Linked DNA regions of Homo sapiens: all the other regions are linked to region 3. Evidence: chromatin loops called from intact Hi-C (ENCODE). Cell type or tissue: endothelial cell of umbilical vein. All regions are shown on one strand.

Region 1 (8,000 bases), 390 kb before region 3:
TGGCAGAATTCAGTTCCTGGTGGTTGTTGCCAGCGGTTGTTTTCAGAAACTAGAAGCAGCTCTCCAGTCCTTGCACGTGTTCCCCTCCATCTTCAGGTAGCAGTGGCCTTGTGCTTTGAATCTCTCTGACATTTCCTCTGTCACCAGTCTGAGAAAGCTCTTTGCTTTTAAAAGGTTCATGTGATTAGATTAGGCCCACCAGATAATCTGCTTTTAATTAACACAAAAATAACTAATTAATAACCTTAATTACATCTGCAAAATCGCTTTTGCCACATAACATAACATAATCAAAAGTGCAGTGAGAGGTTGTGTAGTAAAGTGGCTAAGGGCATGGGCTTGAGAATCAGACTATCTGGGTTCAAAGTCATGCTCTATCACTAAATTAGGTGACACTGGACAAAGCTTTTTAGCTTCTCCGTGCTTCTGCAAAACAAGCATCATCTTTAATAACCTGCCTTGTTGGTTGGATTTTAAAGGGATCATTCTTAACAAATATTTAGCAGAGTGCCTGGCACATAATAGTTGCTCAATGAGTAACATTTAGTATTATTATTGTAGAAAAAGAAAATGAGAAAGAAAAAGTGAGAGAAAAGAAAGAAGTGAAAGAAAATTGTTGTAGACAGAGTGATCAAGGAAGGATTTATAAAGGAGGTGAGGCTTGAGTTGGATTAAGGTTAACTGAATTTTTGTAAGCATGAAGAGGGGCAATGTATTCATTCTAAATTATAACAAATTTACCAATAAAAGGTTTGTATTTTGTAGAAATGAGAAACTGATTACATCTGCTTATTTGGACAGTGAATGGAACCACATATTCTGCCTGTTGGCAAACACCAAATCTGTATAGTTTATTTTCTTCAAAGGTAAGTAATGAGAAAATTAACTGACAAGGCACACTGGATCAACAGGTTACTATGCTATATTTGATAAATAGGCTTATTCCTGATACCTCAGACTTACTCCAGGATTTTTTTTTTTTTTTTAATAGAGTCTCGCTCTGTCGCCCAGGCTGGAGTGCAGTGGCATGATCTGGGCTCACTGCAACCTCTGCCTTCCAGGTTTAAGTGGTTCTACTACTTCAGCCTCCCAGTAGCTGGGATTACAGGTGCCTGCTACCTCACGTGGCTAATTTTTGTATTTTTAGTAGAGACAGTGTTTTGCCATGTTGGCCAGACTGGTCTTGAACTTCTGACCTCAAGTGATCTTTCCGCCTCGGCTTCCCAAAGTGCTGAAATTACAGTCATGAACCACCGCGCCTGGCCAGGAATTTGGTAAGCCATGTTTACATATACAGTGGACCAGGTAGGAACCCTAAATATGCTTTTCCTTGGATTGGTCCAAATGCCTTGGTCATTCTCTCCCAGCATAATCCAAGCAAAGATAAACAATGACCAATGAATAAGGCTCAGTAGTCAATCGGTTGAATGGGAAAGCACCACAGCCACTTAGATCATAAAAAGCCCAAGTCTGCAGCCACTCAGTCAGTCCATTCTGCTAGCAAATTTCTGTTTATATATCTTCTCTCCAAGAAGGGGCTCTTCCAAAGCTGGCCCTAGATAGTTCCTCAGCCGATCGGTGAATTAATAGTCAATTAACTAAGTATTAGGTTGATGTGAAAGTAATCACGGTTTTGCCATTGAATATGTTACATTGAATATAAAGGCAAAAATTGCGATCACTTTCATACCAACCTAATATTATCACCTCTTTTTCTAATATGTGACCCTGTGATAAGAGAAAACCCCCCGATTTTCCTCTAAAGACCCATTCATTCTCCACTTTCAGTGCATGCTTTTCAGGTCCTGCTGATCTCAGGGTGGGATTTTGATTCAGGTCCCAGTAATCAGAGCACTGCAGTACCTGATTACCAACAGCCTTTACTATTTGTTCATGGCTGGGCTTGCAGTCCAAACTAGGCCAATGGAAACCCTTCCTGAGAATTTTTAAAGAATTAATTAATAATCACACTTCCGTTTGGAATTGCTAAAGTGGTAGAATGTAGGTGTGATGCTACTGGTGATTACTCTGCCTCTGTGTGGGAACAGCCTTCCTGAGAATGAAGGCACCCCAAAGAAAAGTGAGCTCTGAGATGGAAGGGCTCAGCTCTGAAGATGTCATTTGAGCATCTATACGGTGCTGCATTGTACATATCATGCTTCTGGACTTCTAAGTTATTGAGCCAATAAGTTATTATATTTTGTTTAAGCACATTTGAGTTTGCATTTCTGTCATTGTCAACCAAGAGTTCTAACAGTCGGCTCACAGAGCCTCCGATGTAACGTTCCCACTGTAAACATTCAGATTGATTAATTAATTTGAATCCCAGCTATAGAACCCTGATAGAGAGAATCTCTACCCTCTGATCCAATCAGACAGGCTCACAGAGCACAAACATACCTGTTGTACTCTGGTGGGTGGGTGAGGGGGGATAGTGATCATGGAAGAGGAACAGAGATACATAACCAAAGCCATTTGGTTCAAATGTGTGTGACTTTTATAATCAGACAATAAGAATATTTATTTTGAATAATCACTTAAAACAATTTAAGTAGATTTGAATAATCTATTAACAAATTTTTGCTTTTTTGTTACATTCAGTGGCTGCCAAGAGTTTTTAATCACTCAAGTGATTTTAGTTAACAATTAATAATGAAAATCTAAGCAACAAAAATGTTCACTCTAAGTCATTTGACATAAGAGAACTAGTGCTCAGATGGTACACGGAGAACCCATTTTTCATTTCCACGCTTCACAATCTCACACTCTTTTGCCAAATTCCTACAACCAGTCCTTAATGACCTAGTCTCAGTCTCAAAGTACCTCTCTCCCTAAGGCATCCTGTCTCCCCAGAAACAGGAATGTATTGCTAAGTGGACCTTACAGATTATTTAGGCCAGCTTTCATATGAGATGAAAAGTTTCAAAGAAGTCAATAATAGTGAAACATTTTTTTAAAAGGTTGGGGGGGGGATTCTAATTTTATTGAAATCCCCCAAAGAACTTGATATTACAGGTGACATCAGTTCCAGCTCAGACTGTAGCTAGTTGAGTCCTCTGTTCCACAGATTTTATTCCTAAGTAGATCTTTGCCTTTAGAAGTGAGTGTCAAGCCTATTCAGTAATTTCAAGCTGGAAGAGACCTTGGGAATTTTCTAGTCCATATCTGTCATTTTATTTTTATTTTTATTTTTTTTGAGACTGAGTCTTGCTCTGTTGCCCAGGTGGGAGTGCAGTGGTGCTATCTCGGTTCACTGCAACCTCTGCCTCCTGGGTTCAAGGGATTCTCCTGCCTCAGCCTCCCGAGTAGCTGGGATTACAGGCATGTGCCACCACGCCTGACTGATTTTTGTATTTTTAGTAGAGATGGGTTTTCACTGTGTTGGTCAGGCTGGTCTTAACTCCTGACCTCTGGCGATCCACCTACCTTGGCTTCCCAAAGTGCTGGGATTACAGGCACGAGCCACTGCACCCGGTCCATACCCATTATTTTAAAGAGGAGGAAACTCAGGCTCAGAAAATATGGACCAATAATCAAAGCAGGGAGACACGTACATCCCAGGAAGGAAAAATGGCTGGAACAAAGGCGCTGAGTCAAGAAAAGATATACTCAGGGACAAAATTTTGAAAATGAATTTGGATGTGACTTTAGTTGCTTAATGGGTTGACTGTAAACTTGAAAGGTAAATTATTAGGTCCAAATTATAGAAGGTTTTGAATGTTAAGGTGAAGGGTTGTTGCTTTGTTTTTAACTTTATAAACACATAAAAGTAGGGAAAGTTGAATAATGAAAGCCATGTGGTTACCACCCATTTTCTACAATGATCAACTCATGATCAGTTATATTCCTTCTATGACTCTACTTCCTCCCTCCTTCTCTTCTGTCTCCCAGATTATTTTGAAGCAAATCTTTGTCATAATATAGCTTTATAAATATTTCAACATATTTCAAGCCCCAAACTAAAGACTTAGAGGGTTTCTAAGTATTCTGTAGATAAGAAGAAGCCTTTGAATATTTTCAACCCAGGGAGCAACATGTTCAGAACTGCAGAAGGCTCTTCCGGCAGTTCCATATGGGATGGATTGGAGTAGGAAGTGGCAGGGTAGTGTAAGCACTTGATATGCCACATTGTCCTTGTCACAGAAGCGTTGTTTCCTATTTTCCAAGTTTAACGTATGCTCTATAGTTTCCCTTGCTGGTATTTAAGGGTAGAAATAATTTATAGATTCTTGGCCAATGGAGATATTTCCGTTTTAGAGGTTTTGTCATTCTGACATTTCAGTTTCACGCTTTGTAGTTCTTTTATGCATTGAGGTGTATGGCAATAATGTAAGTGTGAATTTTTCTATTTCTCCTTATGTATTAAATATTCACCTTTTATTTTATTATATTGCTTAATGAGGACATTCTGTGTACTAGTTTGATGTTTATGGAAGAAAAACAAAAGCTTCCCTAGCTCTAAAAACTTGCCTTTTAAGTTCCTCATCTCTATAAGTAGCAAAACATAACACATAAATTATTCAGGCAATACAAAATGAAAATAAATACATTTCAATTGGCTATCTAAGAGATTATTTCTCTGTGCATTGAGTCTTCTTTTATGTAGTCACTGCAAAACCATGAAAGATTGAAATATTTTCTGAATGAGAAATCTTTCAACATGAAGCAGCACACACAGCACTGTGAGCAGAAACTAAAATAAACCCTGTCTGGCCTCAAGGTTCATGTTGCATATTTAGAGTTGGAAATACTCATTTCAGGGTACATTTTTCTTTAACCCAGTCATCCCAGAGTGGAACAACAACATAGAGAATAGATAAGATTGTCTGTCTGGCTAGCTGAACACACTGTCCTTCACACTGCTGAGAAATTTGCAGAGTATGGTAGAGGTTTTTAGATCTTGAAACTGTACAAGGCACTCTTCTGCTTTTAATTTATGCTTTGAAGATTTATACAAAATAGAAAGACCAAATAACTCACTTTCCATTTAAAGTGCTCACGTTTTCCATCTGGTACATTGTTATGAATAACATGTCTGCATGACATAACAGAAAATTTTTCATACCAGTGCGGGTCTGCCATCAATTTATAATCAGAAATGTCACATGACGTATTGAAAAGAAATCAGAATTACACACGGTTGCTGCATTTGCCTTCTTATATTTCTTACCAGAAGCCCTTTTCCTTCTTTTCAGCTGCCTCTGTGAATTGTGTGGAATCATTAGAGAAAAACCCAAGTAGAGAGCTAGCAATTTTACAAAACTGTAAAAAAGTTCTTTGAATAACCATAACAATGGTATATTTTCAGTGCTTTTCCTGTTATCTTTTTGGTTGCATTTTTAAATCAAAACACAAAATTGATAGATGACAGATAATAAAAAATTTTTATAACCAGATCTCTTCTAATGCTTGAAATTTCAGGTGAATCAACAGAAAGCAATATGAGCATGATTATGCTGCTATAATGGGTCAGACCAGTACCTCATGCTAACTAAAAGTCTGTCTATGACTGTGGCAGTCATGTGTATTTTCTGAAAAAGAATTCTAGCTTCTCTACAGGATTTCAGACTTAGAAAGTCAGAGACCTGCCCAAAGCTTTCCCAAACTTCTAATTAACAGAGGGCCAAGGCAGAGAACTTGAGTTCTCATTACTGATCTCCCACTAATGGGATGTGCCACCTTAGGTGTATTGTTAATTTCTGTTTACAGTGTTTCACTTTCTTTATTTCCAGATAAGAAAAGATTCTAATTACAAAAACAATTTTAAAAGAGTCTACACATAGAAGATAATAATTGCTATTATTTTTACTTATCTAAATCTAGGGAATCATGATTGCCAACAATCACTCAGCACCAACAATTTACTGAATGTTTATCTGCCTGCATTCTTCTTGTGGCTGGAAATGTAGCAGTGAACCAGACCGAGACCCTGATCCGCTGGGTATATAGCTGGGGGAGTCAGACATTCATGAAAATGACTTCTAGTGCCACAGATATTTCAAAAGATGCAGTAAAGAGTTCTGTGGGTCTGAATGATATGGTGTGCTAACCAAATATGTGAAGGTGGCGAAGGTCTCCTAGAAGAATTGGTGCAAAACTTGAGTCTCAAAGGATGAGCTGGGTGAGGAGTTGGGCACAGTATTCTGGGCAGTGGGAACATCATGGACAGAAGCCTGAATGCAGCGGAGAGACTGACTCACTTGTGGGCATGAAGGAGATCAGCATGACTGGATTGGAGCTCACTTCCTGGTGTTTTCACCTCATTGCATGTAAGCATCAATGGACCTACCCCTGCTTCTGGCCATATCAAACAGTTCAATAGTTTGGCATCTTTGTGATCAGCTTACAGAAGTGCTGTGGGCTTTGTCAAACCAGTTAGGAAGCTCTAGCTTACTGGTCGAGAGAACTTGGCATGAGAGGATGCTGACGAGTTAGACAGAGGTCTGATTGGAAGGGGCTGGGTGCTGAGCGGGAGTTGGGAAAGGAGGAGTTAGTGCAGGCAACACATTCAAGATCATTGAAGGTTAGTGATATGGTTTGGCTGTGTTCTTATGCAAATCTCATCTCAAATTATAATCCCCATAAACCCCGCGTATCGAGGAAGAAACTTGGTGGGAGGTGACTGGATCATGGGGCCGGTTTCCCTCATGCAGTTCTCCTGAAAGTGAATAAGTTCGGATGGGATCTGATGGTTTTATAAGTGTGTGACAGTTCCTCCTTCATGTGGTCTCTCTCTCTCTCACCTGCTGCGATATAAGTCGTGGCTGCTTCTCCTTCTGCCATGATTGTAAGTTTCCGGAGGCCTCCCAGCCATGTGGAATTGAGTCAATTAAACCTCTTTTCTTTATAAATTACCCAGTCTTGGGAGGTTCTTTAAAGAAGTGTGAGAACAGATTAATACAGTCAGAGAGGCCTTTCTGAGCATAAGTTCTTGACTATACTAAGGGCAATTGAGAGCCATGGAAAATGTTTAAGCAGGAGAAAAGTTTGTCTGAGAAGGGGAGGAAGAGATTCTGAGGTGCCTTTAAGAAATCCACTTGTAGGGGCCAGGCGCGGTGGCTTACGCCTGTAATCGCAGCACTTTGGGAGGTTGAGGCAGCGGATCACGAGGTCAGGAGACCGAGACCATCCTGGCTAAAACAGTGAAACCCCGTCTCTACTAAAAATACAAAAAATTAGCCGGGCATGGTGGCGGGTGCCTGTAGTCCCAGCTACTCGGGAGGCTGAGGCAGGAGAATGGCGTGAATACGGGAGGCGGAGGTTGCAGTGAGCTGAGATTGTGCCACTGCACTCCAGTCTGGGCCACAGAGAGAGACTACATCTCAAAAAAAAAAAAGAAAAGAAAAAAGAAATCCACTTGTAGCCGCTAAGGTCTGGAGCTCAGAGAAGAGTCTGACCCCAAGCCCAGTTCTCCAGAGTCATTTTGATTCTAAGAAACCTTGATATTCTTTCAATACGTTCCTTTTTTTTTTTTTGTCCACCATAGCCCTGGTTGGTTTCTGTTGCTTGCAATGAAAGAACCCTTACAAATGCAATAATGCAGAAGTAACAATGAAGATGACACTGATTCACACAAGATTTAATTTGTTACATGAGTAAATAAACAAAGCAAAATGAACAGAATTTACTATACTGCATCCCTGCTGGGAGTATGTTGAGCTATCTGGCCTGGAAGGCCTTTGTGACCTGTTGAAAGAATATACATGGATTTACTTCAGGAGAAAAATAAAGTGTTATTTTAAAAATGGATCATGTTCATTGTAATTAAGAATAAAGGTTGTAAAAACTATGGATTGTGGCCGGGCTTGGTGCCTCACGCCTGTAATCCCAGCACTTTGGGAGGCCGAGGCAGGTGAATCACCTGAGGTCAGGAGTTCAAGACCAGCCTGACCAACATGGTGAAACCCCATCTCTACTAAAAATACAAAAATTGGCTGGGCATGGTGGTGGGCACCTGTAATCCCAGCTACTTGGGAGGCTGAGGCAGGAGAATTGCTTGA
Region 2 (8,000 bases), 130 kb before region 3:
ACTAGAAGTCACTGAGGAGAGATCTATCGATGCTGCCCCTTCACTTAAGTCCAGCAAGAATCACTCTGGAACAAGGATTGTCAAATATAAGCACTTCCCCTACTCCTCTACTGAGTTCTGGAGGTTTGAGAGAAGCACAAATAGTTGCTTTGTGTCGTTTCTGCCACTGCCTCCTTCCTTTTTCTTGCTTACAGGGAATTCTGTAGGAGTGCAATTTGAGGTCAAAATACATAAGCATTTAAGACATTGCTTTGCTTCAAATCCTTGAATAAATATTAACTTATTCATCATCTCATTACCCCTGAGAGTTGGGAAAGCAGAGCCCAAATAGAGGTTAGAATGTTATAATCCCATCTATAAATTACAGTGCTTGTCATATTTACTAAATGAAAGCTTTAAGGTTTTAAGAAGCTTTTCTAAATGTGATCTCTCCATCCCTATCATAGGATTTGCTCAAAATGGATTTGCAAAGAGAAAAAAAATTTAATGTCACACTGCCATGATAAGTCAACCAACCATCTCATATATCAAAGGAGAGAGGCAGAGAAAGAAAAGGAGGAGGATAAAGAAGAGGAGGAAGAGGACGAAAGGAAAACCAAGAGGAGGAGAAGCCACTTCTTACTTTGGATTAATGTGAAACTAAATAGTTTACTACATTTTAAGTGGGAAAATGTTAGTTGAAAAGATATTTGTCAACCACAAACATTTGAAAGGGAAGCATTCCAAAGATTTTCACTGTTTATGTTCAAATTACAACATGTGCAGAAAGTTGTGCAACTGAAAATCCTTTCAAACAACAGCTACAAAAGAGATTGGTCAGTTAGGACAGGAATAGAAAGTGGAAACTTAGAAGACTGGCTACTCCTTGTGTATGATTGCTGGGGTGAGTCTGTGCTGAGAACTTTTTACAAAGGGTGTCCTTTGCTGATATGAGAGGGGGGTGTCAAACTTTTGAGTGATCACTGTGGGTCCTCAGCTTAGACATCTTCTCTGGCCCAAGATGGCACCCCTTGCTCTCTTTCCATGGGACACAGGGACCTTGCCATCCTTCCATCTTATAAGCCTTCTGTCATGATTTTTACTTCATCCTAGATAGCCTTAATTTGGGCCAGGTCTCCAGGTTCCTCCACTTTCTTCTGTCCCATCCATACCCCTCACCAATCCTCTGTAAATTCCTTTCCAGGATTTTACTGAGAACTACAGAGAAACAGGCTGGGAATAACAAACATGGGGAGTTATGTAGTTAACATACACTTTGACATCACCTAGTCATTTTCCTGAGTATATAGATAACTCTGTTATTACTGGTTATAAGGTCCATGAGAAGCCTTTATCCTTTTCTGGAAACCAAGAAAGCACCTGCCCTCCCTCAGTCCTAAGGGGAGAATCTTTATGGGTGTAACAATAAAATGGATAATGGGAAATTCTGATGTCCTCAAGCATACATTCAGATGTCCCCAATGAGCATCATTTGTATATCAAGGGAACTCCAGAGAGATGATCCACAATTCAGTGTGTCCCTTTGGCCAGTAGAGAGGTCACCTTAGTCTGGAAATAATGATGATATAATGTTAAAGAAACCTAACTAAACAAGTCCTTTTTCTCTATCCTATGTAATGTTTTATATCTGACCTCACAGAAAACCAGCCTTACTGTTTTGTACTCTCTCTGCAGCTGGGTAGGTAAACAGAAATTGAGGCTCCAGGCTGCCTGGTGGTTCACAATGATGGTGCTTTTCAAAGTCCTTCGGATGGACAGGGAACTGGTTTCCCCACCACCATTTCTGACTGGCACTTCCCCACCTTCCCTGAACAGATGATGCAGTGAACCCTGTGAGGTTTCCAGCCTTCAGGAAACTGTTCCAAGGCCATCAAGGAATAGGGAGATGCAACTGGAACACTCTATATCCCAAGAAGACAGCCCTCCGAGAGTGACCACATGGTCCTCTCCCAACATCCTAACTCTCCCCTTTCACTCTTTCCACATCTTCTTTGCCTTTAGAGCTCTGCCTCATTTAGTATTTCTGATTCTATCCCCCTTCCCCTGGATGCCCAGTTGCTGGTTCCTTTCCCGTATATTTCAAATTCTGGAGGCTCAGGCTGAAAGCCAGTAGCTTTCATGTCTGCTCATAGAGAAGAATGGGATTTAGACTCAAAAGAAGAGTGGGTACAGGTGCAGTGGCTCACACGTGCAATCCCAGCACTTTGGGAAGCTGAAGCGGGCAGATCACCTGAGGTCAGGAGTTCAAGACCAGCCTGGCCAACATGATTAAACCCCATCTCTACTAAAAATACCAAAAAATTAGCAGGGCGTGGTGGTGGGTGTCTGTAATCTCAGCTACTCGGAAGGCTGAGGTAGGAGAATCACTTGAACCCAAGAGGTGGAGGTTGCAGTGAGCCAAGATTGTGCCACTGCACTCCAGCCTGGGTGACAGAGCTAGACTTTGTCTCAAAAAAAAAAAAAAAAAAAAAAAAGAGTGAGCTCTGGTTCTGTAGATGAAAGAGATTAATGCGGGCAATGCCCCAGGATGGGGTTGGATTTCTCTCACCAAACCTACAATTATGCACAGTTCATAACCATAGGGAGTCATTTCCTAATGAAGATTATGTCATTAACACCATCTGAAGAATGTGTATGCCTCCTATTTACACGACTTTGACCCTGTTTGGGGAAAATGATCATCAAGCCTTCTATTATGCTGAGTCTGAATTGAAGCCCTCCATGACTTGGTGTCTCCAATAAGTCTTCTCACATTCATGAAAAATGAATGTGCAAGCCCGAACCACATCTCTAATCCAAAGCTTTCTCACTTGACACTAGTTACCTTTTACTAGCCACAATTACAAGAATAAGAGCAAGCATGCATTATCTTGCTTCAGCCTCACAATAATTCCACAAGGAAGGTATCCCCATTTCTTGAGAAGGACATTGAACTTAGAGAGGTTATGTCACTTGCTCAAAGTCACACAACTTTGCCAAGGTGGATCTAATTAGAAGCCAGATCCATCTGATTGTGTTTTCTCTGGTATGTTCCATGGTGCCATTGACAACACCGTGGCACAAGGGCACCACTTGCCCTGTCACACCTGAGACAGGCATTACAAGTTGATCATGACACTTCTCTCTGGAGCTAGTCTGTGTTTACCTGCAGAATGCTCATCAACAGCCCCTGTGGGTTGATCAGAGTCATTATGTTGGGTTGTTATGTAGTTTGCAATCTCTGTCTCAGGCCATTCCTCCACCAGATCACTTCAGCATCAGTACCACTACTTATCTCCTAATGGAGACACATCACCCCAGGCAAATCATCACATGTCTCTGAGAGTGGCTTTCCTGGTCAAAAATCTATCATGATAGCTAAGAGGAACATTTGTCTGCGTCTTAGAAAAAGCCTTAGCTACCTCCTCAAAGATTTGGCAATAGGACGTTTCTACTGAAGATAAAAAAAAATGAAACTTGTAGCAGCTCAACTGTCCTTGGTCACTACTTTTAGCTCTAAACACACACACACACACATATACACACACACACACTCACACACTCCATTGCTCCTGCTTCTGCTCACACCTTGCACATGAATTCAGAGGGCAGGTGAATCACATCACTCTTACTAAAATCCACTCCATGCCCAGAGTGTCATTACACTTTAAGAGACCTCAGTGAAGGCAGTAAATGTCAACCCCATTAGTCTTTCCTTGCAGAAAGAATGACTGAGGCCCAGACAGGCAGGGGAGTTCCATATCACCACTCTCAGCTACTGATAGAGGCCATAGCAAAATGTAAGGCTCCCAGCACAGGGCCTTCTTCTTCTTCCATAAAATGCACCACCTTGGACAGTCAAAAGAAGTAATTTAACTTCCACTTTTTTCAAAAAACATGAAAACTCAACACTCCCATCACTGATGCAGGGAACTACGTAAAAACTTTGTCCTCTTCTGAATTGAAAGATATCATAGTAAAACTAATGCCCAATGTCCAAGATGTTGCTCCTTGATATTTAAAGTTCATGGGTCATTCTAGCAAAATTGATGCCATATAGTCTTGATTTGTATATTTTAAAATTTTATCACTGTGTTGCTTTCTCAACAATTACTTGATATTCAAGTTTTTTTTTCATTTTGCTTAAATAAGTAGATGAAGTCTTTCCCCCTTAAAAATAGGAAGGCAAGCGAGGCCAGGACTAGGTGTCCTTGGACACCAAATGCTGGAATGGCGTCACACATAGATGGCAAATAGGGTTTTAGTATGGCCAAGTTGACTATTTCCACTTGTGTTCCAGCTGCCATGCCACACCACCTCACCTCTGCCCATCCGCCCCCAGATCTTCGGTGGTGGTGAGCGGGAAGAAGGCTGATCTCATGTGTCTACCAGAGATGTTACTCATAAACGCCCTCATAATTCCCAGATGCTCTCATACTTTCTATGGGATAATACACTATGTCTCTTTTGAGCCAACACCCTAATTCTGCAAATGATATTCACTGGTGCCTTGAGCAGGAGGCAAAGGGGCCCACAAAATTCTCTCATAAGACCAAGACATTAGGTCCAGGAGGAGCAAACCTGCCTTCCAGCCAAACACTCAGACCACCTCACACTCAGTAGAGTCTGAGAAATCATCTTGAGGAGCTCAGGTGGAAGACGCTTCCCTTGTTAAAAAATAAAGCACACAGAAAAACCTTCAAAACTCTTGTTAATATGATGTGGATCAAGATCTATAGCAGATGAATAAGGAAAGAACTGGCCTAGTGCTGCCAAATTCTTTCTAAAACTGGGATTCTTTTCAGTTCTGGGGCAGATAGAGTTGCATTGGAAGAGAATTTGACCTATTGAAAAATAACAGTTTTATGATGCTTTCCTATAAGTCTAGACTAGCAAGTGGGCCAGTTCTAAAAATGTCCTTGTATTTATGCCTTAAGAGATATTCATCTACATCGTAGGGTTTTTGGAACAAAGAGAACGGTTTCCTTTTTCTATAAAGTTTGGCGTCATTATTATTTTGAAAGATAACCATGCTCACCCATTGCCAAATGACGGCTGAGTTATGCTCTCTCTATATTTTTTAAAGAATTCGCTTTTGAAAAGAAGGTGGAGGTGGCTGGGGAGGAGAGGGTAATCCACGTCCTGTCACTCACTCCCTTCCAGGCTGTGAGAAAGTTGTGGGCCTGGGAACTTACAGTTTGTTTTCTATAATTCCATCTGGTTTGAGACCAAAAAGGACATATTTGTGGAGAACAGACCACAGTCTGAGAGGGAAAAGGGCTGAGGGGGTAGAGGTATAAAAATCAGATAGCTCAGCACTTCGCTCCAAAGGAGCTGAAGGAGAGAGGATTCCACTGCGTGTATGTTTTCTCTTTCACGTCTCACTTTTGTTCTCTGCCATCAGGAAATGCAGTAGACATTTGTCACCAGCAGCTCTTTGGAGACTTCAATGTTCCTTCCTCCCAGGATCCGAAAGGGGACTTCAGACACGTAAGAGTCATATTTTGCAAACCAGCAGAATTTTTGTGCAGTGTTTATCAGACAAGTGAGAGGCTGTGAAGGCAGACTTTGGGAAATAGTTTTAACAGTTCATAAATCAGATGTAATTGAAAAGGAGAGGATCTCCTTTTTGAGAGCCATGAAAACCTTTCTTTTGTAATCTCCTTACTGGGGCAGAATTGTAATGTGTACAAGGGCCGGGGGTCTAATGAAGTCAGGTTGCCTTGGGTCACTCAAGGTAATTTGTTTTTTTTCTGGCCAAATCATGAAACAGAACTGCATTCTGCTCCCTGTTACATTTATATGATAGCATCTCTTTTGATATTGTCAAGTGTGTTATGCCAGGTTGCATAGCATTACCGATAACAAAATTCTTTGGAAAATTGTTTTTTTTTTTTTTTTTTTCACACACCAAATAGCAGCAGCTGAAATCAGTTGGAGTTCTTGGCTGGCCAGGAAGTAAAAAGTGCTTTTCATATAAAATTCCTAAGAAACCCTAGAAACATGATGCAAAGCATTTGTACCCCTTTTACTTTCAAACTAGTAGAATTTATGTGACTTTTGAAAATTATATTTGTTATACTGATAAAAATGCAGTTTCATATGAAGAGTAGGAGACCCTAAAGGGACTTGCCTAAGATTTTCATTTGAATTTAGTACATTATGAGTTGTCATAGTATAAGAGGATTGGAGGTTTGGAGGATTGATAGTGTTCTTAACTTCAGGGAGAATCTAAGACACCAGGAGCTCAGAAGAATGGAGTCTCAAGACATCAGGCAAATACCGAAGAGATCAGAGCCAAGTTCTAAAGGGCAGCCATTTCCCAAATGTCAACCAAGAGCGAAGCCAAGAGAATTATGATTTCCTGGCTATACAATGACAGGAAAAGCTTGATCAAAGCTGGAGTGCAAGTTAAAAAGTGTAAGGTACTCAAGTGCTAGGGTCTGTGTCCAAGCCCAATCAATTGATCATTAGTTGTTTTTAACTTCAACGTTTCTTTTGCAACAGCACCTCTTCCTTAAAGTAGCAATCTTAGCAGACTGCCACCTTACATGATGCATCTTATTCTCCAAGGACAATGAAGACTGAACTATCGCACATTACCTAAGAAAGATGGGAATTGACATGCACATCACAATTGTATACACAACAGAAATTATTGAATCATGAGATATACATTCCGGTGTGTGACAGATTGGCACATGACATAATCTGGGTTCTTTATAGACTCAGTTGTTTTGGGGCGATCTAGATTATCAAGAGAAGAGCCTTCATGCTTAGCTTTATCTTGTACCAACCACCAGGGCCCTTGCTTCTGAGCAGGAAGCAGCTGGGGAATAGGCTCTTTCTCTTAATGACTTCCAACATAGTTCTCTCAAACCTTACTCCTCCAGAAGGCCACCCTCACCTGGCTATGGCTACTTCAGAAAAAACTTGGCCTCTGGTATAATAGAGCAGAATCACCACCTCACATTCTATTTCAAGCCAAAGTCAATATCTCAAAGGCTGGTTCTGTGATTTATTTGGCCCTTGGGAGCTCCTACTGAAAGTGCTGAAATGTCGTACTGACACTTCAGACTTATAGCTACCTAGACTCCAAGTAAGATTTATCTCTGACTGGAGGGTTTCTCCTATTAAAAACCAAAGAGTGTAGGGTGCCTTCACCTGCTAGGTAATCTTCTATGCCCTAATGGGAAGAATGGGAGCAGCAGACAAGTAAGTTCAGGAAGGAGAACCAAAGCTGTGTCCATGCCCTTGAGGAAAGAGAAATTGGACCAGACAAGTTCAGTGGAAACTTTCTAATGGATCCATCAACTTCATCTTGTCTAAGCAGAGTCATAGCTAGAAGTGTGACTGAAATAGGAGAACCACGTCCAGGGGTTCAGGGGGGATTCCTCTGAAATCGCAGCTGGAAGCATTTCGTAATAGTTCTGGTACTGCACCCATAGATACTGTCACCTCTACTCTTTCTTCCAATCACCATTAGCAGATGCCACAGGATTCCTACTTCTGAAAGTTTTTGGGCCCTGCAGGTGGAAGACTGGAGAAGCCAATAAAGTTTAAGGCTACATTTTATTCCATCCACAAATTTGGTGAAGGAGGAAATGTTTACAATTCTGCCATGCCATGAATAGGAGTTTTCCACCGGGTGTACACTGCTGTTAACAAGGTGTAAATACTTGTCCAGTAAAGAGACCGTACGGTACTGCTGATGGACGTCCCAACACAATGCCAGATGCAAAAACTTCTTTGGTGATTGCTTTTGATAACACTGAGTGGCTAAAGGTCTTCTTTCACATCTTTGCCCACCTCAAATCCTGAAGGCAAGGTCTCTGGAATTTGAGGCTGTGCCCTCACATGCCTCCAAGGCACCAACAAAGCAAAATGAAGAGTCTGCACTGCTTATCAGTTGACCCAACACTCAGTCCACATTGGAGGGGAAGGGGTGGTGGGCTGAGGATGTCTTCTTCCTGTCCAGGATGCAATATGGTCAAGGATGAAAGGAAAGAGATGCTGGGAGC
Region 3 (8,000 bases):
CTTGTTTTGGGTAGAATTGAACCTATGTTCAGTGTACGAGTAAACAGCGATCCAAGCCTGGCCAGTCAGAGCATCCCAGCCATGGCCACAGTAATTGGCCCAGGGATGGGCATATAATCCAAACCAACCCAATATGAGTAGATTCAAATACAGTATAGTAGTTAAGCAGAAGACTACCTGGGTTCAAATCCTAGCTTCACTAATTACCAGGTGTAAGAACTTGGCAAGTTATCTGCTCTTTGATGGCTCCAGTTTCTTGGGTAGGAAATTGGGAAAATAATTTCTAGCCATAGGATGGTGAGACAGTTTAGGTAAGACGATAAAGGCAAAGTGCTTAAAACCATGCTTGGTACATATTAAACTTTCCATGAATGCTAATCAACTCCATTTTTGGAACTTTTATGAAAGAGGATCTTTCTTCTGGGGCCATCTTGCTAACACATGGCAAGAGCCTGCCTAAGTCAAACCATAGAGGAGAAGCAGCTTAGGAGAAGTGATGAATCCTGGCCACATCAATTGAGTCCCAAGATCTAGATGTGCCTGATATCAACTACCCCCTGGACTTTTTGTTACGTGAACAAATACATTCTCTTTTTTTCTGAAGTAGGTTAATTTGGGTTCCTGACTCTTGCCTGAAAGAGCTCTGCCTAATACAGGCAGTGGTTCTAGGCAATGTGTAATTAAGCGCTAAATGGGTTTCATAAACAGCAGAAGAGAGCAGAATGAGGCAAGTTCAATATGGGCTACTGTAAGTAGTGAGGACAGGGATGGGGGGAGTTCACCCACCTCAAATTCTGCCAGCTCTGGCAGCTGTGTCAGAAAATATCTGGGGAGTAATTGAGATATCATTGTCCCAGAAGCAGTATATTTGTTGATCAAAGAAAACTCACCTTCTAGAAAAAATAATGCCATTACAGAGGTTTTTCTTTAGCACAAATCTCTCGCCTCCCCTCATAGCTAGAATCTAGCACTCTATCTTTTGTCCATGTGGAAATGACAACTTCCAAACCTGCAAAAATGACTCTTTCCAATAGAGTGAAGAAAGGCCTTTGGTTTTGTATCTAATAATCATGTTAGCTGGATGTAACTGACACTTTCAGAAACGACAACTTCAAAGTGATTCCTTCCAGGAAATTAGAAGGCACAGAAACCATTGCCTTATCCTGAAGTTTCCATCCAAGGCTCCGTGGGCGCCTTTAGCCCTGAGTTCAGGGAGCTGTCCCTCATCTGAAATTGTGCATGTTTACTGTAATCCTCCTCTAGAGTTTCCTGGGAGGAAATTCATTTAACATCCCTCCCTCGACCTTTCTTTTTGAGCAATTTGGTGTATCCACCTCTCAGCCTTTCCTTGAAGAAATCCAGCTATCTATCCTTTTTTCTATGTTGAAAATAAAAGAGAATCTGTCTTTTTCACAATGCGGTGAGCAGGTTATATACAGCATGACAAAAGCATCATTTCATAGGCCTACGGTTTGAAGTTGATAAGAGGTTTTCAGGAACAAAGGGGTATTTCAAGTGAGTGAGCAAGACAGAGAGAGTGAAAGTGAGAGTAACAGCCAGTCTCACTTCTTCCAAATTACTTCCATTTTTCTCAGGGAACAGTCATCAGAGACATTCTCATTTAGAAAATTCATTACAATTTTATTACCTAAAAATTGCTCAACACATACCAACAACCATAAAGGATATACCGAAAGTGGAAATGCCCACTGTGTTACTCTTAAGGTTAGTATCCGTTGCCAGATTCACCCTTGCTTTATTAAGGTTGCAATATTTAGCTTTTGGGTTTACTAAACGAAAGAAAGAAAGAAAGAAAGGAAAAGAAAGAAAATATTAGAAATATTTGGAAAACGCCTTCTAAAAAGAAGATGTAAAGACAATAGATCAGAGAATATCAGTGGTAGCCAGGATTTCACTGTTTATTTCTTCTACACAAACTTTTTTTTTTTTGGAGAAGAGTCTCGCTCTGTCACCCAGGCTGGAGGCTGGAGTACAGTGGCACAGTCTTGGCTCACTGCAACTTCTGCCTCCTGGGTTCCAGCTATTCTTATGCTTCAGCCACCTGAGTAACTGGGATTACAGGCGCACATACCTTTTAAAAAGCAGACCACAAACAAATTTATATGCACAATTCTCTGCTATTAATACAAACAACAAAAATGTTGGAATCTACCCTCGAGGAAGGCTCAAAAGTGATTATTCGTGAATGTCGTGAATGTCTTTGTCACCCGCTCATTTCTGGCAGTGGTGCCAAGACAAAAGCCCTGAGCTCCTCTCCACTCTCCGTTAGAATTATCTCCCTTCTTCTCATGGCTATTGCTCTAATGGCTGTAGGTTTGAACACAGATTAAATGATTTTCTCCTTGACTTGCTGAGTATGGATAAACTGGAAGGAAGAAGGGTTGAAGGAGAGTCTGGTAAGAGGCCTGTGATGCTTGTAGGCTGCACAGGCTTGAAGCAGGTCAGCTGCACTGTGGCGGCTGATGACATCCTCCTGGAAGGATGCTCTGCCTAACATTCAGTAGCTCTTGCCTGTAACTGTGACGCCTAAAGCTAAAACAACATAGGGCTAACTGCCTGACTTTTCCTAGGCCTGAGACTTTGAGCATTGACAGTTTAAAATAAATTCATCCAAGACTAGAAATGCTATGAATGTACAGGTGTGATTAGGCACAATTAAAAGGAAATGAAATGGGCTCTTTCTCACCAGTTAATTAAATTAAATATAAATTTAATTTAGTTAAATTTAGTTAAATTAAGCCAAGAGTAAATCCCCTGTACTTTCTTCTCAGATCCTGTAAAGACACTTTCCACATCCTCCTCATTGCAGTTTTGAGACCATCTGGGGTTGCCAGTATCCTTCGACTGATGTGGGACCAGTAAATCTCAACTCCACCAAATCCAATGCCCCCTTTTAACAATTATATCTCTTTTATCGTCATGAAGTAGAATCCATAGGTAGTATATCCTATGATATGGCTTGGATGTGTGTTCTCTCCAATCTCATGTTGAAATGTGATCACCAGTGTTGGAGGTGGGGCCTAATGGGAGATGATTAAGTCATGGGGGTGTGTCCCTCATGAATAGCTTGGTGCTATCCTCACAGTAACAAATAATTTCTTATTCTATGAGTTCATGCATTATCTACTTGTTTAAAAGAGACTGACACTTCCTTCCTCTCTCACGCTCCTTCTCTCTTGCTTCCTTTCTCTCCATGTGACACATCTGTTCCCCCTTTGCCTTCTGCTATGAGCAGGCGCTTCCTGAGGCCTCACCAGAAGCAGAGGCTGACGCCACGCTTCTTACACAGCCTGCAGAACCGTGAGCCAATTAGACCCCTTTTCTCTGTAAATTACCCAGCCTCAGATATTTCTTCATGGCAGTTCAAATGGACTAATGTACCCTATCTACCAACTAAAATTTTAAAATAAATAAACATCACGAGTAAACTGAAATATCAAGGAGACATACGGGGAAGGTCATTTAGAATATATTATCACAGCTGCACTAGAAGACATCTACAGTTGTCAGACACTGCCTTTCGTCATAAAACTAGAATGCTACTGTGAATGCTACTGATGCCTTATCCCATGAGCATTTGGAATGCATCTGAAATGGTGCACTTCTCATAGTCAAGGTCCAAAGAAAACAAAACACAATATTTGTAGTTTACCCAATAATTACACTCTTGGAAAATTCAGTGTATATTAAAACTATACAGAAAACAGTTTGCTTTCATATGTTAAATAGAGTTCTGCTTTAGACTCAGATAATTGCAAACATGCTTCTCATCTATATGAAAGTTCAGGGAGTTTAAGTTGTACAGGACAGCGTGAAGCAGGTTCACTGTGCACTGGTTACCACTTCAGCCCACTGAGTCTTGGGCTGCACTTACACTACTTGCCCAAGTCTGCTCAGACAAAACATTCACTCACACAAATTACATGAAGTTGGTTTATTACTCACAGATAGGTGACAAGGGTCACCAGAAGCCTAGGAGTCATTTCAAGCCTGTCCTCCAGGGCTCAGGAAAGCTGCCTGGGGTGGACGGAGTCTCATCTGCATGTGCCCCCTTTGTTGAAGGGCCTCAGCACGCAGCCCAGTCTGGGTTTTATACCCCAAGATAACATGACACACTGGACTAAAGCATTTAAGGATATCCTGTTTTCAGGGGGGACTAGAACAGAGAGTCCAGGCTATTCTGGCTGGTTCCTCCCTATCACAGAATGTTGCATTCCCAACACATTCTACAGTTACTCATAAGAACTACAAGGAAGAAAGGAAGGAGAATTGGGTCAGTCTAAGGCCACCCAGAGAACCATCCTACAGACAGGGGACAATACTTTGTTCCATAGGATAAACCTCAGTGTTACAGGACATGTGGCCACTGGCCTCTGGCAACCATTGTGACACCCAGTCCCTCCTCTCAAACACACAAATCTCCAAAATGACATCCAGGATCCATACCCTCCATCTCCCACTGGGGACATTTTGGTGATCTCAACGCAGTTCTCTAATAAACTCATCTCTGCTTAAAAATAATGAAAATCTTTATTCCTATAGGAGATGGAAACTTAAATATCTGTTCTAATCCTTTTGTTTGAAAGAAGAAAGCTGACAGGATTGTTAAGTTATGTCATACAGTGACACAGTGGCACATTCAGAGCTGGAACTCAGGTCTCCTAAGGCTCTCCTGAATCCTATGGTCATTCCCGAGTTAAATGTTGACTGTGAAAATCATCATTTCTTCAAAGAATCACTTTAAGCAGCTGTATTTTATTTCACTAAGTTTACAAAGTGCATTACTTGTTATTGCTCCTTCCTCACACGCCACCTCTACCTAGAAAATTGATTCCGCAATGACCATGAGTAATTATCGATCATGTAAAAAAGCAAGTCAGGTACTTGGCACAAAGTCACCCAGTAATAGGGGCCAGTTTCCTTTTGAATCCCTCAGTTGGTGACACAGGATGGTATTAGAGTTTTGGAACCATGCAGAAATTGTTTTTGGTAATTTTCAAGACCTTCTCCCACTGCGTGAGTTTTGAGAATCTTCAAAACAGTCGAGTGAGGTTAGTATTTTTATCCCCTTCACAAATAACGAAACAAGTCCCTGAGAAGTGAGGGAATTTGTCCAAGGTCACGTAGCTTACAAGCGAAAGGTCAGAATCTTAGCCCAAGTCTCCTTATCTCCAAAACCATATCCCTTCCAGTAATCTGTGCTTCTTATTCTCAATAAATATGCATTCCCTCTCCTTCATTTTCATTTCCTTCCTGAGGTGGTGTTCTATTTATTCTTTTTCATTTATCGGTCAAACCAGACAAAAAGAGAAAAATATTAGCACTCCTGTATATCTACAAGATAGAAGTATTTTTAATTAGTAAAACGGGATCTCCTTCATTTGAGATCCTTTGTTTGTGTTGTTAAATAATATGGCTACTGTATTGCTTAAGAAACCAACTCTAACTTAAATAAATAAATAAAAAAGAAATCAATGCAAGCATATTGGGATGTCTTGTGGAATCTAAGAAATAGTGGGCAAGCCAATTCTCAGAGAAGTGGAACAAGGAGAGCCAGGGACCTTGCCAGCAATGGTCCCTGCATCTTCTCTTGCAGGCCTGGGGTCTCTGTAGGTGTGATCCCACTTCCGACCACTCCTGGTTTCTGTGTCTGTCATTTCAAGTTTGAATCTTCATAAGCATTAACCTGAATTACCCTTCTTGGGACCAGTCACTTAGGACCAGTACGTAAGGTCAAGTAGAAAACAGCAGCAGCTGGGAGTCCACTCCTGTGAGAAAACCAGACATTTCTCAGAGGAAAGAGACAGGACAGCCAAATCATTCATTGTTTATACAACAGAAAAGGGCAAAGATGAGAACATGTTAACCAGGAAAATCATCGAGACTTGATGAAAGAAAGATCAGATACAAATGTACGGAAGTCTAAATATCTAGGTTTCAATTAGATATTCAAAGATGAAACAAAGCAGTCACTCTTATGTTTTGTAAAAGTATCCTCTATGTAAAAGACCTTTAAAAATATAAGTGTGATCTAAACAAAACCATATCTGAGGCCCAAGATGAACTCTGAGCTCTCAGCCAATCACTTAGTATCTTTAAATGCCTTGTATTCATAGGTATGAGCTGTCTTGTGCCACCTCCACCTCCTTCTCACACCCCCATCAAACTGCAGAATTTATCTAAAAGGAAAGAGACATAAGCTAGAGTGTGGAGCAATGAGGGAGACACCACAGGCCAAGGAAAAAACCAAGACAGGATCCTGGAGAGGTGGCCTAAGACACTGAAGTCTCCAGATCATTTTAGAAGGTGACTACAAATCCCCACTGGGTGGAGAGGAAGCTGAAGGTGTCTAGTCACTTACAGATCAATAGTAGGTGCCCATGAAATACTAACTGACTGATTGATTGACAGCTCAGAACCCGCTTTGGTGGGAAAACAATATTCAACGTTATTTTTAGCCATTGGATAAACTAGCCAGCATGTTGATTCACTGCATTTTTCATTTATGATCTAATTGTTTTGGCATTACATAGTCACATCCATAGAGCATTTCAACCTTGCAAATGTGTTCATTTAATTTTCTTATTTCCAGGGGCAGAGTGTGCCTACAAAGCTCATAAATATTAATGCTTGGATCATACTTTTCCCTCTCAATCCCTCTCCCCCCATAGGTATTACTGAACAGCTAATGGGAATACATAACACTGTGTAATTACTTTTTGTTTTTAAAAGTAAAGGTACAAATTCAGGTGTTTGCGCTAGAAGCAACAATCTAATTTCTCTCGTAGGCCTATATCTCATAGTGCCACACATTCATGCAAAGAACAAGCTTAAGCTCACATTTAATAACTCCAAATGAGTTGTTTGGCACCTTTAAATAGAAAATTGGCATATAAAGGACCCCAGGGGTAGGGGGAGGGAAAAACCATCTATAGACTTTTTTCTCCTTCCTGCTGTCCCTTTCAGAATAAATTAGGGTCTTTTATTTGACTCACAAACCTACTAGGGCTACTGCTGTAACAGTGCTTGTAATTTGTCCTTGATGTATGTACCTAACACAGTGACAGTCTTTAGACAATAAAGAAGAGTCAGAATATTCCTCAAAGTAATTAGATAATTCCCATTTGCAATTCTGATATCACCTTCCAAAGCATCAAAGAGCTCAGGCTGCTGTGTACAGGAATATGCATCACCTTATGATGTTTCTGCAATTACTATTTATATTCAATGGAGACTATATACACACCTCTTTCCCTTTGTCTCCCCTCACCCCCACCCAACCCTACTGATCTTTCAAACAGTCATCATTCATACAAAGAGGTTTAATTTACAAGGAAAATAATACAAATACCACATTTGCAAATAACTTACAAAAGGTAAGTCTAACAAAAGACCTAATCTCAGCCAGTTCATTTCTTTAATGGCCAATGGAGAGAGAAAGTACAGTAAGGGAGACCTCGCTTCTCAGCAACTTAAGCCTGATGCTTTCCTGGGCTGGACCATTCTCAGAATGAGATCACTCAAAAGAGTTCGCTTATTCTGGAAGCATAGTGGATTCTCAGCAAGAAGATCTCTGATCACACTGCTATAACAAAATACCATGCATTGGATAGTTTATAAACAACAAACATGTACTGCTCACAGTCCCAGAGTCTGGGAAGCCCAAGATCAAGGTGCTGGAAGATTTGCTGCCCAGTGAGGGCCTGCTTCCTGGTTCATAGCACATTCTCACTGTGTCCTCACATGGCAGAAGGGTCAAGGGAGCCCTCTAAGGCCTCTTTTTTAAGGGCACTAATCCCGCTCATGAGGGCTCATCCTCATGACCTCATCACCTATCAAAGGCCCCACCTCCTAATACCACCACCTTGGGGGCTAGGGCTTTTAACATATGAATTTGGAGGGGCCACAAACATTCAGACTATAGCCATCTCTCTCCTTAATTTCCCTACCTTGCCTGCCCAAGCTTTTGTGGTCTCTCT

What was found. A loop is a pair of places that touch in the nucleus more often than their neighbours do. Peaks named below come from ENCODE experiments on the same cell type or tissue, not always from the same donor. Only the 100,000 strongest peaks of a DNase experiment are listed, where the experiment ranks them.
Region 1: it touches region 3 in a loop (7-fold over the local background); 12 of 110 quality-filtered maps call a loop at or near these places.
Region 2: a loop joins it to region 3, with 5 times the contacts of the local background. A loop is called at or near these places in 4 of 110 quality-filtered maps.

What each region holds. Positions count from the first base shown.
Region 1 is chr2:215,456,127-215,464,126 of GRCh38, forward strand. LOC102724849 (a long non-coding RNA gene) reads left to right here. Exons shown (of 4, transcript NR_110607.1): 2 at 766-866; 3 at 5,824-6,269; 4 at 7,487-7,745. Among named protein-coding and RNA genes, the nearest start is that of FN1, 24 kb to the left of the region's middle. In endothelial cell of umbilical vein, no CTCF peak of the experiment used is centred here; DNase peaks (open chromatin) are centred at 4,805 and 6,155; H3K27ac peaks cover 3,074 bases.
Region 2 is chr2:215,712,794-215,720,793 of GRCh38, forward strand. All of the region lies in intron 5 of LINC00607 (long intergenic non-protein coding RNA 607), which reads right to left. LINC01614 (long intergenic non-protein coding RNA 1614) reads left to right here and starts at 5,250. Exons shown (of 2, transcript NR_132383.1): 1 at 5,250-5,469; 2 at 6,204-8,000. It overlaps LOC102724861 (a long non-coding RNA gene), which reads left to right. Exons shown (of 8, transcript NR_187737.1): 8 at 447-1,593. In endothelial cell of umbilical vein, no CTCF peak of the experiment used is centred here; DNase peaks (open chromatin) are centred at 4,998 and 6,338; H3K4me3 peaks cover 271 bases; H3K27ac peaks cover 4,359 bases.
Region 3 is chr2:215,844,792-215,852,791 of GRCh38, forward strand. No RefSeq gene overlaps it. Among named protein-coding and RNA genes, the nearest start is that of LINC00607, 5.3 kb to the left of the region's middle. In endothelial cell of umbilical vein, a CTCF peak has its summit at 4,017; DNase peaks (open chromatin) are centred at 3,200, 4,090, 5,180, 5,780 and 4 weaker places; H3K4me3 peaks cover 2,450 bases; H3K27ac peaks cover 7,621 bases.